Regions from separate parts of the Homo sapiens genome. Here all the other regions are linked to region 3. Evidence: read pairs that join two places in POLR2A ChIA-PET (ENCODE). Cell type or tissue: GM12878. All regions are shown on one strand. Links, peaks and the distances in the headings refer to the core of each region. The heading gives the core; the rest is flanking DNA. Region 1 has its middle 17 kb from the start of IL6R. Region 2 overlaps NUP210L (nucleoporin 210 like). Region 3 overlaps GATAD2B (GATA zinc finger domain containing 2B).

Region 1 (7,910 bases), core at 2,911-7,910, 540 kb before region 3:
CCCAGCCAGAAAGTGTTAAAGCCCATGATGACTGCACCATCACGGCTGCTGGAGCCTCCACTGCTGCTATGATTCTCATTGGAATCACTGCACATATCACCTTGCAGGGAAGGAGTGCATTCCTGCTGTTGTTACAGGAGCCCAAAGTCACACCACTGTTGCTGCCTCCTCCAGCCCCAGAGTCCACAATCACTGTGCTGCTGTGGCCGCAATCACTGTGCTGGTGAAGCAAGGAATCTAGGAGCCTACATCCACCTGCTGCTGCCACTGTCAGAGGAACTGCCAAAAGAAGAGAACAAGAAGACCTCTTCCTTTAGCTTCCCTTCTAATCTTTCACCAGGGGCACCCATTGCAGAACCTAGCCAGAAGTCAGCTGGAAAGAGAGTCAGAGGAAAGTAGCTTGCAGTTTCCCAGTTCCTTACAATACAACCAAAGCAAGGAAGTGCAGTGTGATGGTTAATTTTACGTGTTGCTGGCATGTTGATTCATGCCTGTAATCCTAGCATTCTGGGAGGCAGAGGCAAGATGATTGCTTGAAGCTAGGAGTTTGAGAAAAGGCTGGGCAATGTGGCAAGACCCCATTTCTACAAAAAATTTTAAATTGCTGGGTGTGATGTCTCACAACTGCAATCCCAGCACTTTGGGAGACCCACGTGGGAAGGTTGTTTAAGCCCAAGAGTTCATGACAAGCCTGGGCAAGATAGCGAGACCTGTCTCTACTAAACAATTAGCCAGGCGTGGTGGTACGTGCCTGTAATCGCAGCTACTCTGGAGGCTGAGGCACAAGAATCTCTCGAACCCAGAAGGTAGAGTGTTGTCACTGCATTCCAGCCTGGGCAACGGAACAAGACTCTGTCTAAAAAAAAAAAAAAAAAAAAAAAATTAGCCAGGCGTGGTGGCACACCTACTCAAAAGGCTGAGGTGGGAGAATCGCTTGAGCCCAGGAGTTCAAGGCTATGATCAATTCATTGCACCCCAGCCTGGGTGACAGAGTGAGATCTTGTCTCAAAAAAAAAAAAAAAGTGTGAATTTCAGTGGGCCATGGCATACCTCAAACATTATTATGAGAGTTTCTGTAAGGATGTTTTAAGGGTAGCTTTTTTTTTTTTTTTTTTTTTTGAGACAGGGTCTCGCTTCGTCACCCAGGCTGGAGTACAGTGGCACCATCTTGGCTCACTGCAACTGCCGCCTCCTGGGTTCAAGCCATTCTCCTGTCTCAGCCTCCCAAGTAGCTGGGATTACAAGCGTTCGCCACCATGCCTGGCTAATTTTTGTATTATTAGTAGAGACGGGGTTTCACCATGTTGGCCAGGCTGGTCTCAAACTCCTGACCTCAAGTAATCCACCCACCTCTGCCTCCCAAAGTGCTGGGATTACAGGCATAAATCACCGCACCCAGCCTGTAAGGGTGTTTTTGGATGAGGTTAACATTTAGGCCAGGTGTGGTGGTTTACACCTGTAATCCCAGCAGTTTGGGAGGCTGAGATAGGTGGATCCCTTGAGCCCAGGAGTTCAAGATCTCGAGACCAGCCTGGGCAAAATGGCAAAACCACATCTCTACAAAAAAATACAGCAATTAGCCAGGCACGGTGGTATGCGCCTGTGGTTTCAGCTACCCAGGAGGCTGAGGTGGGAGGATCACCTGAGCCTGGGAGGTGGAGGTTGCAGTGAGCTGAGATCATGCCACTGCACTCCAGCCTGGGTGACAGAGTCCCTATCTCAAAAAAAAAAAAAAAATAAGAAAAAAAAGCTGGGCGCAGTGGTTCATGCCTGTAATCCCAGCACGTTGGGAGGCCAAGGCAGGCGGATCACCTGAAGTCAGGAGTTCCACACCAGCCTGGCCAACATGGTGAAAGATTTCTTTCTTTTTTTTTTTTTTTTTTGAGATGGAGTCTCGCTCTGTTGCCCAGGCTGGAGTGCAATGGCAAGATCCTGGCTCACTGTAACCTCCGCCTCCCGGGTTCAAGCAATTCTCCTGCCTCTGCCTCCTGAGTAGCTGGGATTACAGGTGTGTACCACCGCACCCAGCTAATTTTTGTATTTTTAGTAGAGATGGGGTTTCACCATGTTGGTCAGGCTGGTCTCGAACTCCTGACCTCATGATCTGCCTGCCTTGGCCCCCCAAAGTCCTGGGATTACAGCTGTGAGCCACCACGCCTGGCCAGTGAAACCACATTTCTACTAAAAATACAAAATTAGCTGGGAGTGGTGGTGGGTGCCTGTAATCCCAGCTACTTGGGAGGCTGAGGCAGGAGAATCACTTGAACCCAGGAAGTGGAGGTTACAGTGAGCTGAGATCGTGCCATTGCACTCTAACCTGGGCAACAGAGTGAGACCCTGTCCCAAATAAATAAATTAATAAATAATTTAAATTTTTTTTAAATAATTAAACTGAGTAAAGCACATTGTCCTCCCTAATGTGGATAGTTCTCATCCAATCAGTTGAAGGCCTGAATAGAGCATAAAGTCTGACTCTTCCCCGAGTAAGAATTCTTCCTGCCTGACTGCCTTTGAAACAGAGAACATTGGCTTTTTCCTACCTTTGAACTGAACATCAGCTCTTCCTGAGTGTCAAGACTTTCACCCTTCAGGCTGGAACTCCACCATCAGCTCTCCTAGGTTTCCAGCTTGCAGACTCACCCTACAGATCTTTGGATTTACCAGTAAAAAAAGCCTCCGTAATTGCACAAACCAATTCCTTTATATATATATAAAATATTACCTATTAATATAATATGTTTTATATAGTATATAGAGAGAAGATATATATTCTATATATACAGAAGATATGTATCTATAACATATAGATATGTATTTATATATAAGATGTATATTCTATATATACAGAAGATATATATTCTGTATATTCATACGTATATATAGAAGATAAATATATATTCTATTTCTCTGGAGAACCTTTACTAATACAGGTGGGCAGGAATGGAGGTGAGAAAAAAATGGCCATCATTAAAGTTTGAAAGTTCTCATTTAGTTTGAGGGCAGCAGACTCATAGTAGAGTTGACCTTCAGCTGGGCCTTAAAGGTATCATTTCTTTTTTTTGTTTGTTTAGATGGAGTCTCACTCTGTCGCCCAGGCTGGAGTCCAGTGGCGTGATCTCGGCTCACGGCAACCTCCATCCTCCCAGGTTCAAGCAATTCTCTGCCTCAGCCTCCCAAGTAGCTGGGATTACAGGCGCCACCACGCCCAGCTAAGTTTTTGTATTTTAAGTAGAGACGGGGTTTCACCATCTTGGCCAGGCTGGTCTTGAACTCCTGACCTTGTGATCCACCCGCCTCAGCCTCCCAAAGTGCTGGGATTACAGGCATGAGCCACCACACCCGGCCAAAGATATCATTTCTATAAGTAGAGATGGATGGATTGGAGAGGTGAGGGAGAAGATAGAGAAAACTCCAAGCAGAAGCAACAGTATGAGCAAAGACACAGGAAAATTCTGGCTGCATTCAAAAAATAAAGCATTACATTAGTACAGCACTTTATAGTTTACTGTTTCCACACACCCTATTGAGGCATCATATAGGAAGCAATAAAAATTGGGACTCAGACGGGTTTGGCCAAGATTGTGCCACTGCACTCCAGCCTGGGCGACAGAGCGAGGCTCTGTCTCAAAAAAAAAAGAAAAAAGAAAATTGGGACCTAATAGAGAATAAACTTCTCAAAGGACCCATGTACCTAGACCTCAGTTGCTATTTCCCACCCCTAAGCCCATGGTCTCTAGAGTTAAGTACAATCTACTCAGCCAGGTGCGGGGGCTCACGCCTGTAATCCCAGCACTTTGGGAAGCCGAGGCGGGCAGATCACCTGAGGTCTGGAGTTCAAGACCAGCCTGACCAACATGGTGAAACCCCGTCTCTACTAAAAATACAAAATTAGCCCGGCGTGGTGGCACATACCTGTAATCCCAGCTACTCAGGAGGCTGAGGCAGGAGTATCGCTTGAACCTGGGAGGCGGAGGTTACGGTGAGCCAAGATTGCACCATTGCACTCCATCCTGGGCAACAAGAGCAAAACTCCGTCTCAAAAAAAGAAAAAAGTACAATCTACTCAAACACTTACCAGTCTGGCCCCATGATGCCTTTTCTTCCTCTTTCTTCTGAGTCCTCTCTCAAATATACTGTGTTTCAGCCAAAGAAGATTTGAAAATTCCAGATGTACCCCAGGAACCAAAAAACCCTCTGGGTTTAGGTGACAACTGATGTAGCCAACTTGAAATACCCAAATCCTGGCCAGGCACAGTGGCTCACGCCTATAATCCCAGCACTCTAGGAGGCTGAGGCGGTGAATCATTTGAAGTCAGGAGTTCAAGACCAGCCTGGCCAACATGGTGAAACTCCCTCGCTACTAAAAATACAAAAATTAGCTGGGTGGGGTGGTGCATGCCTCTAGCTGCAGCTACTCGGGAGGCTGAGGCAGGAAAATCTCTTGAACCCGGGAGGTGGAGGTTGTAGTGAGCCAAGATCATGCCACTGCACTCCAGCCTGGGCGACAGAGCGAGACTATTGTCTCAAAAAAAACCAAAAAAACAAACAAAAAAAAAAAACAAAAAAGGCCAAATCCTAAATGACCAGCAGAGAAAACTGAGAAGCAACCCATCTATTCATAAAATCCTCAAAACGCTCATGAACTGGCAGCTCCAAGTACCTCTGGAACTGAGTTTGTGTGTCTCTGAGTGTGTGAGTGTGCAAACAAGGAGGACTGGTTGAAAGCTGTTTGAGAAGCACCCTTCATTACTGAGTAACTACCCCTCCCTCCCTCCCACAGAAATCTGCAAGCTTGTTCTCTGTACAGGATAAAACAGAGAGTCTCTGAACTGGGTGATACCAGGCACATTTGACAGCATGGCTATGGCTTGTAAACTCGGGAACTAAGGGACTGCGTATGCCAAATGCCCCAGGCTAAGACCCACAGCCCTCTGCCTCCTTTCGGGGGCCAGAACACTGGCAGGCTGGCCTGTTCCCTCCTAGAAGGAGATTCTTCTCTGGGTAACCTGACTGGCCCCAGACGAAAGACCTAAAGATCCAGACATGTGGGGACTCCCCCAGCAAACAGTCCCGTCCAGATGCCCACCATGTGAGCTTCCAATCAGCGCCTTCGTTCCCATGTCAGAGCTTTCTCTTTGCTACTCCCCACCCACGCTGCCTGGCCCTCTGCACTGGGGGTATTCCAGGAAGAGACCACATGAGCAATACCCCACACCCTCTGACTAGCAGTTGGTCTAGACAACGCAGAACCCGGAAGACCAGAGGGAGGAGGAGCGTGAGATCAAGATATCTGTTCCTCTGGTTCTTCTCTTAGAGGGTTCCTCTCTTAGGCTGCCTGTGTCTCTCAACCAAAGGTTATAGCTCTCCTATACTCTGTCTTTGTAAATGGCCATTTTGTAAAGAAATCCTCCTAAAATAATCCTAACTTGAGTAAACCATATGTTTACTGTAAGGACTTAACTGATATTTGCCTGTCTTATAAATAATCAGTCAAAGATCACCAGACAGCTGAAAAAAACCTCAGACATGGAAGATAAAAACAAATGAGCAAAAAGCAGACTGAAAAGCAATTTGCAGAAATAGTTTCTACACAGGAAGAAGAAAACTTCAAAAGAAAAATATCAAATAATACTTCAGAGAGGCCAGGCACAGTTGCTCACACCTGTAATTCCAGCACTTTGGGAGGCTGAGGTAGGTGGATCACCTAAGGTCAGGAGTTTGAGACCAGCCTGGTCAACATAGTGAAGCCTCGTCTCTACTAAAAATACAAAAATTACCCAGGCATGGTGGCGCGTGCCTGTAATCCCACCTACTCAGGAGGCTGAGGCAGGAGAATCGCTTGAACCTGGGAGGTGGAGTTTGCCGTGAGCCGAGATCGTGCCATTGCACTCTAGCCTGGACAACAAGAGCGAAACTCCGTCTCAAAAAAAAAAAAAAAAACAGGAGAACAGGAGGACACATGAGTTTGGAGCTTCATACAAACGTGTGGTCAATAACAGAACAGGCCTGTATTTACCTGTGTACAAAAACGCCTGTGTGTCTGCAGCTACAGACAACCTACTATGAAACCACTAATCATTTCCTCATTGCTTTCGGATTCAGGCTTCTCCTCCAGACATGCTTAGCTGTGGTTTAGGAGCTGCTACGCTTATGGGGTCTTTCCAGTGTCTTCCTAGCGCCTTCCTTTCCTCTCCCAACCCCTACGCCCTCTGCCCTCAGGGTTCCCAGGTTAAACAATCAAGATACACACTTCCGCCTCTAGGCACCACGCCCCATCCTCTTCCTGGAGCTCCACCCACAACAAGGTACTGAAGAGGAGGAAGTAGAGAGGAAGAACACTAGATTATTGAATAAATAACCTGAGAATTGAATAAATTGGAAGTTAGCCCTATTGTTAATCTTTGAACCATGGGAAATGGTAGCATGGGAAGAATGACCCCTAAAGCCACTGAGTTGGGGTGGGGCTGGCTCTCCTCCACTTAAAACCCCTCAGGGCTCTGGCTTATTCCCAGAATAAGGCTGAAATCCCTTCACCGAGAAAAGGGTTCTCCAGAAGTCACCCTGCTTTTCTCTCCTGCCTCATCTCTTGCCACTTTCTCCTTGTTATCTGGGCTCCAGCCACAATAAACAATGTTCTTGCAGACAAGAGCATTGACTTCATGTGGGCAAGTGTGGCTCTTGTCCCGGGCCTCATGGTTAGAGGGCCCTGAATTATTCACACATGTGCACACACACATTTAACACACACTGCTCCTCTGTCATTAGGGATCGGGTGCTTTTTGCTGACTTAGAGAAACCCCATGCCTGAAACCTACTCATCTGCTCTCAGGAGAGGTAGTAATTGTCACTGCTCATTGATAAACACTCCCTGTCTTCATTGGAGCAGGCCCAGGGGTTGTTGGGTTTAACTCCATCCCAAATTCCAGAGATGAGCCAGGTTGATGTAAGCTAGTCAGGGGATCTCCCTCCACCTGTCTCTTCCCTGTACCTACAAGCATGCACAAACAGGGCACAGCACTTCCCTGGTCAAAGGGCTTGGTTCGATTGAGGATAGAGCAGTGGATGGCACAGGAGACACCCCCCTCCCTTGCTCTGAATCAGGCAGAGTGTAGATGTGAGGCCTGGGAATGATAACAGCCATTTAGTTCCCCCAAGATAAGCCAGACTTGGAACATTGCCACTTGACACCCCCATTACCCAAAGACAACTGGAGATAGCTGAGCTAAAGCTCAAGCATCGTCATTTGGAGGTTGGTTGGTTCGTTTGTTTGTTTGTTTGTTTTGAGACAGGGTCTCTGTCACCTGGGCTGGAATGCAGTGGCATGATCTCGGCTCGCTGCAACCTCTGCCTCTCGGTTTCAAGCGATTCTCCTGCCTCAGCCTCCCCAGTAGCTGGGATTACAGGCGTGCACCACCATGCCCAGCTAATTTTTGTATTTTTAGTAGAGATGGAGTTTCACCATGTTGCCCAGGCTGGTCTTGAACTCCTGACCTCAAGTGATCTGCCTACCTCGGCCTCCAAAAGTGCTGGAATTACAGGCATGAGCCACAGTGCCACTGCACTCCAGTCTGGGCGATAGAGGGAGACTTTGTCTTAAAAAAGGGCCAGGTGCAGTGGCTCACTTCTGTAATCCCAGCACTTTGGGAGGCCGAGGCGGGCAGATCATCTGAGGTCAGGAGTTCGAGACCAACCTGGCCAACATTGTGAAACCCCATCTCTACTAAAAATACAAAAATTATCCAGGTGTAGTAGCTCACGCCTGTATTCCTAGCAACTCGGGAGGCTGAGTCATGAGAATCGCTTGAACCTGGGAGGCAGAGAATGCAGTGAGCCGAGATCACGCCATTGTACTCCAGCCTGGATGACAGAGCAAGACTCTGTCTCCAAAAAAAAAAAAAAAAAGAAAGAAA
Region 2 (7,916 bases), core at 1,464-6,463, 200 kb before region 3:
TACTCAGGTGGCTGAGGCATGAGAATCACTTGAACTTGGTAGACAGAGGTTGTAGTGGGCTGAGATTGCACCACTGTACTCCAGCCTGAGTGACAGAGACTCTGTCACACAAAATAAATAAATAAATACATAAATACATAAACAAACAAAATTGGTTCAGACAGTAGAAACTGGGATAGGAGAGAAGTAGGGCAAAGGCCAGGCTCGGTGGCTCACGCCTGTTACCCCAGCATTTTGGGAGGCTGAGGTGAGAGGATCACTTGAGCCCACGAGTTTGAGACCAGCCTGGATAACATAATGAGACCCCATCTGTTAAAAAAGTTTTAAAATTAGGTAGGTGTGGTGGCACACACCTGTAGTCTCAGCTACTTGGGACACTGAGGCAGGAGGATCACTTGAGCCCAGGAGGTTGAGTTTGCAGTAAGCTGCGTTTGCACCACGGCACTCCAGCCTGGAAGACAAAGTGAGACCCTGTCTCTCAAAAAAAGGCACAAAAAGGAAACTGCTTCCACCATTTCCATTCTTCTTTCATAAAAAAATTTGACTTTGAGGTAACATAAGAAAGAATCTGGCTGGGCGCGGTGGCTCACGCCTGTAATCCCAGCACTTTGGGAGGCCGAGGCGGGCGGATCACGAGGTCAGGAGATCAAGACCATCTTGGCTAACATGGTGAAACCCCACCTCTAGTAAAAACAATAAAAAAAAATTTAGCCGGGAATGGTGGCGGGCGCCTGTAGTCCCAGCTACTTGGGAGGCTGAGGCGGGAGAATGGCGTGAACCTGGGAGGCAGAGCTTGCAGTGAGCCAAGATCACGCCACTGCACTCCAGCCTGGGCGACAGAGTGAGACTCCATCTCAAAAAAAAAAAAAGAAAGAAAGAATCTTAGGGAGGCTTGCCAGAATTAATTGAACACTACAAACAGAGGTTACTTTAGGGGTAATTATGCTGCTGGGACTATGAAAAGAAATCACTACGAAAACAATCTCTTGTACACTATTTCTCCTCCTCCTTCTCTTCTGCTCCTCCTCCTTCTTCTTCCTTCTTTCTCCTTTATTCTTTCTTTTTTCTTCTTTTCTTCTTTTTTTTTTGATACAAGGTCTTATTATATTGCCCAGGATGATCTCAAACTTCTAGGCTCAAGCGATCCTCCTGCCTCAGCATCACAAGCAGCTGGGATTACAGGGTGTACCACTACACCCAGCTCCTCTAGTTCTTTTAGAAAGCTATTTCCAACATACATTTTCCTTATTGTTACAACAAACAAGGAAAGATTAGCCAGGCATCATGGCACATGCCTGTTGTTCCAGCTACTTGGGAAGCTAAGGCAGGAGGATCATTTGAGACTAGGAGTTCCAGGCTGCAGTGACCTATGACTGTACCACTGCACTTCAGCCTGAGTGATAGATAGAGCGAGATCCCGTTTCTAAAAAAAATAGTAGTGCTCACTTTGGCAACATACCTACTAAAATTGGAATGATACAGAGAAGATTAGCATGTCCCTTGCGCAAGGATGACCTGCAAATTCGTTAAGTGTTCTATTTAAGAGGTAGAGATAGAGAAATCAGGGTAGAAAGTTTATTCAAAGGGATAATAACAGAGAACTTCCCAAACCTAGAGAAAGATATCAATATTCCAATGTAAGAAGGTTATAGAACACCAAGCAGATTTAACCCAAGTAAGGCTACCTCAAGACATTCAATAATCAAACTCCCAAAGGTCAAGTATAAAGAAAGGATCCTAAAGCAGAAGAAAAGAAACAATATACAAAGGAGCTCAAATATGTCTGGCAGATGACTTCTCAGTGGGAATCTGATAGGCCAAGAGAGAGTGGCATGACATATTTAAAGTGCTGAAGGAAAAAACTTTTATTCTAGAATAGTATATCCAGTGAAGTTATCCTTCAAAGGAGAAATAAAGAGTTTCCAGGCCAGGTGCGGTGGCTCACGCCTGTAATCCCAGCACTTTGGGAGGCCGAGGCAGGTGGATTGTCTGAGGTCAGGAGTTCGAGACCAGCCTAGCCAACATGGTGAAACCCCCCGTCTCTACTAAAACTACAAAAATTAGCTGGGTGTGGTGGCAGGCACCTGTAATCCCAGCTAGTCAGGAGGCTGAGGCAGGAGAATCGCTTGAACTCGGGAGGCGGAGGTTGTAGTGAGCTGAGATCACACTATTGCACTCCAGCCTGGGCAACAGGGCAAGACTCCATCTAAAAAAAAAAAAAAAAAGTTTCCCAGAAAAACAAAAGCTGAGGGATTTCATCAATACCAGACCTGTCCTACAAGAAATGCTAGTGGGAATACTACAATCTGAAAGAAAAGGACATTAATGGGCAGTAAGAAATCATCTGAAGATACAAAACTCACTGGTAATAGTAAGTACACAGAAAACCACAGAATATTATAACGCTGTAATTGTGGTGTATAAACTACTCGTATCTTGAGTAGAAAGACTAAAAGATGAACCTACTAAAAATAACTACAAATTTTCAAGACAAAGACAATATAATAAGATATAATAGAAATGACAAAAAGTTAAAAAACAGGAGAGATAAAGTGCAGAGTTTTTATTAGTTTTCCCTTTCCTGTTTGTTAGTTTGTGTGTTTACGCAACCAGTGTTAAGTGTCATCAGTTTAAAGTAACAGGTTATAAGATGTTATTTGCAAGCATTATTGTAACCTCAAATCAAAAAAACCTACAACAAGCCAGGCACGTTGGCTCACACCTATAATCCCAGCACTTTGGGAGGTTGAGGCAGGTGGATTGCTTGAGCTCAGGAGTTCAAGTCCAGGCTAGGCAACATGAAAAAACCCTGTGTCTGCTGGGCATGGTGGCTTACGCCTGTAACCCTAGTACTTTGGGAGGCCAAGGCAGGCAGGTCACCTGAGGTCAGGAGTTTGAGACCAGCCTGACCAACATGGTGAAACCCCGTCTCTACTAAAAAAATACAAAAATTAGCCAGGCATGGTGGTGCATTCCTGTAATCCCAGCTACTTAGGAGGCTGAGGCAGGAGAATCGCTTGAACCTGGGAGGCAGAGGTTGCAGTGAGCTGAAATTGTGCCATTGCATTCTGGCCTGGGCAACAAAAGCGAAACTCCATCTCAAAAATAAAAAAAAAAAAAAAAGAAAAAGAAAAAACCCTGTCTCTACAAAAATACAAAAATTGACTGGGCATGGTGGTGTGCACTTCTAGTCCCAGCTACTCAGGAGGCTGAGGTGGGAGGATCTCTTGAGCCTGGGAGGCAGAAGTCACAGTGAGCCCAGATTGCACCACTGTAATCCAACCTGGGCAACATAGCAAGACCCTGTCTCAAAAGATAAAATAAACCAAAACAGATAAACAAAAATAAAATGCAAGAAATTAAAACATACCACTGGAGAAAATCACCTTCACAAAAAGGAAAACAGGAAGGAAGGAAAGAAGGAAGAGAAGACCACAAAACAACCAGAAAACGAATAACAAAATGGCAGGAAAAGTTCTTATTTATCAATAATAACATTGCATGTAAATGGACTAAATGCTCCAATTTAAAAGACATAGAGTGGCTGGGCATGGTGGCTCATGCCTGTAATCCCAGCACTTTGGGAAGGCCGAGTTGGGTGGATCACTTGAGGCCAGGAGTTCGAGACAAGCCTTGCCAACATGGTGAAACCCTGTCTTCACTAAAAATACAACAATTAGCTGGAAATCGCTTGAACCCAGGAGGTGGAGGCTGCAGTGAGCTGAGATCACGCCACTGCACTCCAGCCTGGGCGAGGAGCAAGTCTCCATCTCAAAAAATAAAATAAAATAAAATAAAATAAAAGACATAGAGTGGCTGAAAGGATTTAAAAAATAAATAAATAAGATCCAACAATCTGTTGCCTACAATAAACACACTTCACCTATAAAGACACACATAGACTGAAAATAAAGAGATGGAAAAAGATATTTCATGTTAATGGGCACCAAAAAAGAGCAGGAATGGTTATATTTACATTAGACAAAATAGATTTCAAGACAAAAACTATAGAAAGAGATGAAGGTCATTATATAATGATAAAGGGGTCAATTCAGCAAGAGGACATAACAATTATAAATATATATGCACCCAATACTGGAGTACCCAGATATATAAAGCAAATAATATTAGAGTTTAAGAGAGAGGCAGACCCCACAACATTAACTGGAGACTTCAATAACCCACTTTCAGCATTGGACAGGTCATCCAGACAGAAAATCAACAAAGAAACTTCGGACTTACTCTGCACTATAGACCAAATGGATCTAATAGATATTTACAGAACTTCTATTCAACAGCTGCAGAATACACATTCATCTACTCAGCACGTGGCTCATTCTCAAGAATAGACAATATGACAGGCCACAAAACAAGTTTTTAAAAATTAAAAAAATTTTGGCCAGTCATTGTGGCTCTTGCTTGTAATTCCCAGCACTTTGGGAGGCCAGGGTGGGCAGATTGTTTGAGCTCAGTAGTTTGAGACCAGCCTGGGCAACATGTCAAAACCGCATTTCTTCAAAAAGTACAAAAATTAGCTGGGTGTGGTGGCATGCACCTGTAGTCCAAGCTACTCAGGAGGCTGAGGTGGGAGGATGGCTTGACCCCAAGAGGCAGAGGTTGTTGCAGTGAGCCAAGATTGCACCACTGCACTCTAGCGTAGGTGACAGAGTGAGACCCTGTCTCAAAAGAAAAAAAAAGTCCAAAAAATTCAAGCCAGCAGTGAGCTATAATGGTGCCCCTGCACTCCAGCCTGAGCAACAAAGCGAGACCCTGTCTCTTAAAAATATGTATGTTCTGGCTGGGCACGGTAGCTCATGCCTGTAATCCCAGCACTTTGGGAGGCCAAGGTGGGTGGATCACTTGAGGTCAGGAGTTTGAGACCAGCTTGGCCAACATGGTGAAACCCCATCTCTACTAAAAATACAAAAATTAGCTGGGCACGGTGGTGGGCACCTGTAATCCCAGCTACTCAGGAGGCTGAGGTAGGAGACTTGCTTGAATCCAGGAAGCAGAGGTTGCAGTGAGCCAAGATCACACCATTGCACTCCAGCCTGGGCAACAAGAGTGAAACTCCAAAAAAAAAAAAAAAAAAAAGTTATACACACACACACACACACACACACACACACACACACACACACACACATGTTCCAACTGTCCTATACATTAAATAAATAAATTTTTTAATTAATTAAAAACACTGAAATTATATCAAGTGTTTTTTCTGACCACAATGGAATAAAACTAGAAATTAGTAACGAGGAATTTTGGAAACTATACAAACACAGGGTAATTAAACAATATGCTCCTGAATGACCAGTGGGTCAATGAATAAATTAAGAATTTAAATTTCTTGAAACAAATGAAAATGGAAACACAACAAAACCTATGAGATACAGTGAAAGCAGTACTAAGAAAAAAGTTCATAGGCCAGGCGCGGTGGCTCACGCCTGTAATCCCAGCACTTTGGGAGGCCGAGGCCGGTGGATCACGAGGTCAGGAGTTCAAGACCAGCCTGGCCAAGATGGTGAAACCCTGTCTCTACTAAAAATACAAAAAATTAGCCAGGCGCGGTGGCAGGTACCTGTAATCTCAGCTACTTGGAAGGCTGAGGCAGGAGAATTGCTTGAACTTGAAAGGCGGAGGTTGCAATGAGCCGAGATCATGCCACTGCACTCCAGCCTGGGTGACAAAGTAAGACTCCATCCCCCCAAAAAAGAAAAAAGAAAGAAAAAAGTTGATACCAAAGAGTGCCTACATCAAAAAAAAGTAGAGGCCGGTCACCTGTAATCCCAGCACTTTAGGAGGCCCAGGTGGGCAGATCACTTGAAGTCAGGAGTTCGAGACCAGTGTGGCCAACATGGTGAAACCCCGTCTCCACTAAAAATACAAAAAATTAGCTGGGCGTGGTGGCAAGTGCCCGTAATCCCAGACACTCGGCAGGCTGAGGCAGGAGAATCGCTTGAACCCGGGAGGTGGAGGTTGCAGTGATCCAAGATCGCGCCATTGCACTCCAGCCTGGGCAGCAAGAGTGAAACTCCATCTCAAAAAAAAAAAAGTAGAAAAAATTAAAATAAAAAGCCTAATGAAGCATCTTAAAGAACGAGAAAAGCAAGAGCAAACCATACCCAGAATTAGTAGAGGAAAAGAAATAATAAATATCAGAACAAATAAATGAAATTGAAATGAAAAAGAATACAAAAGATCAACAAAACAAAAAGTCATTTTTTAAAAAGATAAACAAAATTGACAAACCTTTAGACAGACTAAGAAAAAGAGAAGACCAAAATAAATAAAATCAGCGGTGGAAAAAGAGACATTGGCTGGGCGTGGTGGCTCACGCCTGTAATCCCAGCACTTTGGGAGGCCGAGGCAGGTAGATCACAAGGTCAGGAGTTTGAGACCAGCCTGACCAACATGGTGAAACCCCGTCTCTACTAAAAATACAAAAATTAGCCAGGCATGGTGGTACACACCTGTAATCCTAGCTACTCAGGAGGCTGAGGCAGGAGAATCACTTGAACCTGGGAGGCAGAGGTTGCAATGAGTCAAGATTGTGCCACTGCACTCCAGCCTGGGCAACAGAGCAAGATTCCATCTCAAAAAAAAAAAAAAAAGAGAGAGAGAGAGAGACATTACAACCAATACCACAGAAATTCAAAGGATCATTAAGGCTGCTATGAGCCAATAAATTGGAAAACCTAGAAGAAATAGATAAATTCCTAGATACATACAATCTACCAAGATTTAACCATGAAGAAATCCAAAACCTGAACAGACCAATAACAAGTAATGAGATCAACACCATGATGAAAAGTCTCCCAGCAAAGCAGTCTGGGCACAGTGGCTCACTCCTGTAATCCCAGCACTTTGGGAGGCCAAGGCAGGTGGATCACTTGAGGTCAGGAGTTCCAGACCAGCCTGGCCAACATGAAGAAACCCCATCTCTACGAAAAATACAAAAATTAGCTGGGCATGGTGGTGGGCACCTCTAATTCCAGCTACTCGGGAGGCTGAAGCAGGAGAATCACTTGAACCAGGAGGCAGAGGTTGCAGTGAGCCAAGATCATGCCACTGCACTCCAGCCTGGGTGACAGAGTGAGACTCCATCTCAAAAAAAGAAAAAAGTCTCCTACCAAGGCAAAGCCCAGGACCTAATGGTCTCATTGCTGTATTTTACCAAACATTTAAAGGAGAACTAATACCAATCCTACTCAAACTATTCTGAAAAATAGAGGAGGAGAGAGTACAACTAAACTCATTCTATGAGGCCAGTATTACCCTGATAACAAAAACAGGCAAAGACCTATCAAAAAAAGAAAACTAAAGGCTAAGATCTCTGATGAACATTGATGCAAAAACCCTCATGAAAATACTAGCAAACTGAATTTAACAACACATTAAAAAGATTATTCATGGCCAGGCATGAAAATTGCTTGAACCCAGGAGGCAGAGGTTGCAGTGAGCTGAGATCATGCCATTGAACTCCAGCATGGGGGACAGAGCTAGACACCATCTCAAAAAAATAAATAAATAAAATAAATGAAGAAGACACACAAAAAATGGAAAGATATCCCATGTTCATGGATTGGAAGAATCAATATTGTTAAAATACCCATACTACTCAGAGTAATCTACAGATTCAGTGCAGTCCCTATCAAAATACCAGTGACATTCTTCACAGAAATAGAAAAAATAATTGTAAAAGTTATATGGAACCACAAAAGACACAGAATAGTCAAAGCCGTCCTCAGCAAAAAGAATAAAACTGGAAGACTCATATTACCTGACTTCAAATTATATGACAGAGCTATAGTAACCAAAACAGCAATGACACTTGCATAAAAACAAACATATAGACCAATGGAACAGAATAGAGAACCCAGAAACAAATTCATACACCTGCAGGAAACTCA
Region 3 (5,000 bases), core at 1-5,000:
TTTTTATAATTTGTTAGGCCAGTACTTAAACTAAGCAGTACTTAGTTTAGGGCTAAAAATTCCCTAGTGCTAAGGTAGGACTTTCCTGTGCACTCTACCCGATACCCCATAAATTGAGTTTTTCTAATCTGGCTACTAAGAACAGGCACTATTCCTGGCCCCATGTGAGTTCTGGGTAGTGCTTGCTCCATTCCTTTCATATGTTTTTTTTTCCCCCAGTCTTGGATAGTTTCCTCAGTCACATGTGCTGATCAGCACTCTGATATCCTCAGTATTTGAGGGGATCATTTTGCAGATCTCTGGGCTTCTGAGACTTTCTCTGCAGCTTTCTCTGCTGTGATACTCTGTCCTTTGAAATCTGGCTGCCATTATCTCATTATGTTCTCTGCTCCATCTCTTCAACTCAGGAGTTTCTCAGGCTGTGCCTCAATCTCCCTCCCCTCCTGCATCATGTCCTGGAAACTCTCTTAAGGCAATAAGCCAGGCCAGTTGTAGAGCTCACTTCATTTGCTTCTTGTCACTCTGGGATCACTGTCCATTGTTGCCTGATGTCCATTGTTTTCAAAACCCTTGTTTTTATGGTTTTTGTTTGGGTTTTTTTTTTTTTTTTTTGGTGGTGGTGGTGGTTCTTTTAGGTGAGAGGGTAAATCTCTGGTCTCTGTTGAATCATCTTGACCAGAAGTGGAAATTGCAGCATTGGTTTTAACATCAACAAATTGATCCCTAAATGTTGAGGTGGAGAATGGATAACTAATTGTATATTCCTGCTGTGGGATTCTACACAGCAGTTAAAACAAATGAAGTAGAGCTTTATGCAGTTACTTGGACAAATTTTAAATATAAAAAATTGAAGGCTGGGCATGGTGCCTCATACCTGTAATCCTGGTGCTTTGGGAAGCCAAGGCAGGAGGATCGTGTGAGGCCAGGAGTTCAAGACTAACCTGGGCAACATGACAAAACCCCATCTTTACAAATAACTTTTTTTTTTGTAAATGTCGCTTCTCCTCTAGTGGCTGAGGTAGGAGGGTGCAATGAGGCCAGGAATTTGAGGCTGCAGATTGCTAAGATGGTGCCTGTGAATAGCCACTGCACTCCAGCCTGGGTAACATAGTGAGACCCCATATATTAGCCAAGTGTGGTGGTGTGCACCTGTAGTCCTAGCTGCTTGGGAGGCTGAGGTGGGAGGATTGCTTGAGCCCAGGAGGTCAAGGTTACAGTGAGACATGATCACACCACTGCATTCCAGCCTGGGCAACAGAGTGAGATACTGTCTCTTAAAAAAAAAAATGCCAGGCACAGTGGCAAAAATTAGCCTGGCATGGCAGCGTGAGCCTATAATCCTAGCTACTTGGGAGGCTGAGGCGGGAGGATCACTTGAGCCCAGGAAGCGGAGGTTGCAGTGAGCCGACATGGTCCACTGCACTCCAGCCTGGGCGACAGCGAGACTCTGTCTCAAAAAAAAAAAAAAAAAAGGCTGGGCGAGGTGGCTCACGCCTGTAATCCCAGCACTTTGGGAGGCCGAGGCGGGCAGATCACCTGAGGTCAGGAGTTTAAGACCACCCTGACCAACATGGTGAAACCCTGTCTCTACTAAAAATACAAAAAAATTAGCCAGGAGTGGTGGCAGGCGCCTGTAATCCCAGCTACTCCGGAGGTTGAGGTAGGAGAATTGCTTGAACCCGGGAGGCGGAGGCTGCAGTGAGCCGAGATTGTGCCATTGCACTCCAGCCTGGGCAACGAGTGAAACTCCATCTCATACATACATACATACATACATACATAAAATTTTAAAAAACAAAAGCAAAAACAATATTGGAAAGAAAAATGAAGAACAGTACAGAAGTGATAATTTCTAAAAATATACAAACTATGCTATATATTATTAATGATTACATGTATATGCAATAAACTTATTTAATATTTATGAGAATGGAAACAACATCTGAAGGAGGAGAGAGGGCGAGAAAGGGTTGAGAGTGAAGTTACACAGTGCTTCAGATTTATCTAATGTTTTGTCTCACTAAAAATAGGAGACCACATAGATGACTAACAACTAGTATCTAAAATACATAAAGAACTCTCAAAACTCAACAGTAAAAAGGAACAGCAAAGAGCTCGGTTAGGAAATGAGCAAAAGACATGAACAGAAGTTTCACAGAAGAGAATTACAGATGGCAAATAAACATGTAAAAAGAACATCATTAGCCATTAGGGAAATGAAAATTGAAACCACAATGAAATATTACCACACACCTATCCAAATGGCTTAAGTAAGAAATAATGACACCAGCCAGGTGCAGTGGCACACACTTCAAGTCGCTTCTCCTCTAGTGGCTGAGGTAGGAGGATGGAATGAGGCCAGGAATTTGAGGCTGCAGATTGTTAAGATGGTGCCTATGAATAGCCACTGCACTCCAGCCTGGGTAACATAGTGAGACCCCATCTATTAAATAACAGTAATAAAAATGACACCACCAAATGCTGGTGAGGGTGTGAAAAACCTGGATTTCTCATACATTGCATCTGGGAATATATGATGGTATAGCTACTCTGGAAAACAGATTGGCAGTTTCTTATAAAACCGAACATTCACTTACCATATGACTCAGCAGTTGCACACTTAGGCATTTATCCCAGATAAATGAAAACTTTTCTACAAAAACTTTCCCATGAATGTTCATAGCAGCTGTATTCCTAATAGCCAAAAACGGAAAACAACTCAGATGTCCTTCAGTGAGTAAATAAACCATGGTACATCCATACCATGGAATACTACTCAGCAATAAAAAGGAATAAACTGTTGGTACTTGCAGCCACTTCGATGAATCTCAGTGAAATTATCCTAAGTGAAAAAGGCCAGTCCTAAAAGTTACATACTCTATGATTCCAACTTTATAATAGTTTGAAAAGCAAACATTTTAGAAATGGAGAACAGATTAGTGGCTTCTAGGAGTTAGGAATGAATGTGGCAGGAGATGGGAGGGGATAGGGTAGATGTTGTTATAAAACAGTTAACACGAGGGCTCCTTGAGGTGATGGAACGGTGCTGTTTCTTAACTGTGATGATGGATACATGAACTTACAAATGTGACAAAATTGTGTAGAACTAAGTACATACAAATGAATACTAATAAAATGGGAAATCTGAAGATCTGCTTATTGTATCAATGTTGATATCCTGCTGGTGATATGGTACTATAGTTTTGCAAGATGTTACCATTGGGGGAAACTAGATAAAGGGTACATGAGATCTTCTTTATCTCCATCTTTTTTTTTCTTTTTTTCTTTTTTTTTTTTTTTTTGAGACGGAGTCTTCCTCTGTCACCCAGGCTGGAGTGCAGTGGCCTGATCTCGGTTCACTGCAACCTCGGCCTCCTGGGTTCACGCCATTCTCCTGCTTCAGCTTCCTGAGTAGCTCAGACTACAGGCACATGCCACCACGCCCGGCTAACTTTTTCTATTTTTAGTAGAGACGGGGTTTCACCGTGTCAGCCAGGATGGTCTTGATCGCCTGACCACATGATCCGCTCTCCTCGGCCTCCCAGAGTGCTGGGATTACAGGCGTGAGCCACCGTGCCCGGCCTATCTCCATCTTTGAAATATTTTATAATAAGAACAATCTCTTCAGTGTGCACAGTAAAATTCTCTGTGACCATTTGAGACAAATCAGAAAAAATAGTGGAAACATAAAAATGAAAATTTTCTGCTTATTAATATTTACTTCAAAGTTTTTAGATTTTAAAAAGATAAACTAGAACTTATGAAAGTATTTTTTTAAGAATGTATTTTCGGCTGGGCCCAGTGGCTCACACCTGTAGTCTCAGCACTTTGGGAGGCTGAGGCGGGTGGATCACCTGAGGTCGGGAGTTCGAGACCAGCTTCACCAACACAGAGAAACCCTGTCTCTACTAAAAATACAAAATTAGCTAGGCGTGGTGGCGCATGCCTGTAATCCTAGCTACTCGGGAGGCTGAGGCAGGAGAATTGCTTGAACCCAGGAGGCGGAGGTTGCGGTGAGCCGAGATCGCGCCATTGCACTCCAGCCTGGGCAACAAGAGCAAAACTCCACCTAAAAAAAAAATAAGTATTTTCAGCAGGGCGCAGTGGCTCATGCCTGTAACCCCAGCACTTTGGGAGGCCGAGGCAGGTGGATCACCTGAGGTCAGGAGTTCAAGACCAGCCTGGACAACATGGTGAAACCCCCGTCTCTACTAAAAATACAAAAAATTAGCCGGGCGTGATGGCAGGTGCCTGTAATCCCAGCTACTCAGGAGGCTGAGGCAGGAGAATCGCTTGAACCTGGGAGGCGGAGGTAGCAGTGAGACAAGATCGTGCCATTGCACTCCAGCCTGGGCAACAAGAGTGAGACTCCGTCTCAAAAAAAAAAAAAAAAAAAAAAAGAAAGTATTTTCATTTCTACTTAGGATTTTAAAACCAAAACAGCTTTTTGTTTGAGACAGAATCTCGCTTTGTCGCCAGGTCTAGGGTGCAATGGCATGATCTCAGCTCACTGCAACCTCTGCCTCCCAGGTTCAAGTGATTCTCCTGCCTCAGCCTCCCAACCAGCTGGGATTACAGGCACGCACCTGCCACCAGCCCAGCTAATTTTTTGTGTTTTTAGTAGAGATGGGGTCTCACCATGTTAGTCAGGCTGGTTTCAAACTCCTAACCTCAAGTGATCTGCCTGCTTTGGCCTCCCAAAATGCTGGGATTACAGGTGTGAGCCACTGCACCCAGCCTTCAAAACAGTTTTTTAAACTTACTTTTTATGTGTTAAATACTAGGACTGTTGTCTCCTTCATTATAAATACTGATAACTTTTCATAAGTAACATAACCATCTTATGATCTTTTAGACTATTACTACTTTAAACTTTTAAGTTACATTATATAACTATAGGCTTCACTTTCATCATTTTTGAGAATTAGAGGTTTTCCAACCTAGCTAACAATTTAGATTTTTCTGTTCTCTGATGTGATGGAAGAACAAAGAACAAATAT

Evidence for each region. Peaks named below come from ENCODE experiments on the same cell type or tissue, not always from the same donor. Only the 100,000 strongest peaks of a DNase experiment are listed, where the experiment ranks them.
Region 1: POLR2A ChIA-PET joins it to region 3 with 5 read pairs; 1 of 35 experiments calls an interaction of 5 or more read pairs at or near these places.
Region 2: POLR2A ChIA-PET joins it to region 3 with 6 read pairs; 2 of 35 experiments call an interaction of 5 or more read pairs at or near these places.

Annotation. Positions count from the first base shown.
Region 1 is chr1:154,384,080-154,391,989 of GRCh38, reverse strand. No RefSeq gene overlaps it. Among named protein-coding and RNA genes, the nearest start is that of IL6R, 17 kb to the left of the region's middle. RefSeq lists an enhancer at 5,037-5,246. In GM12878, for the core only: no CTCF peak of the experiment used is centred there; a DNase peak (open chromatin) is centred at 5,176.
Region 2 is chr1:154,033,545-154,041,460 of GRCh38, reverse strand. The region is part of intron 27 of NUP210L (nucleoporin 210 like); the gene reads left to right. It also overlaps the pseudogene RNU6-179P. Among named protein-coding and RNA genes, the nearest start is that of RPS27, 47 kb to the right of the region's middle. RefSeq lists a silencer at 3,049-3,270. In GM12878, for the core only: no CTCF peak of the experiment used is centred there; no DNase peak of the experiment used is centred there.
Region 3 is chr1:153,839,427-153,844,426 of GRCh38, reverse strand. All of the region lies in intron 1 of GATAD2B (GATA zinc finger domain containing 2B), which reads left to right. Among named protein-coding and RNA genes, the nearest start is that of SLC27A3, 67 kb to the right of the region's middle. In GM12878, for the core only: no CTCF peak of the experiment used is centred there; a DNase peak (open chromatin) is centred at 2,166; H3K4me3 peaks cover 959 bases; H3K27ac peaks cover 3,913 bases.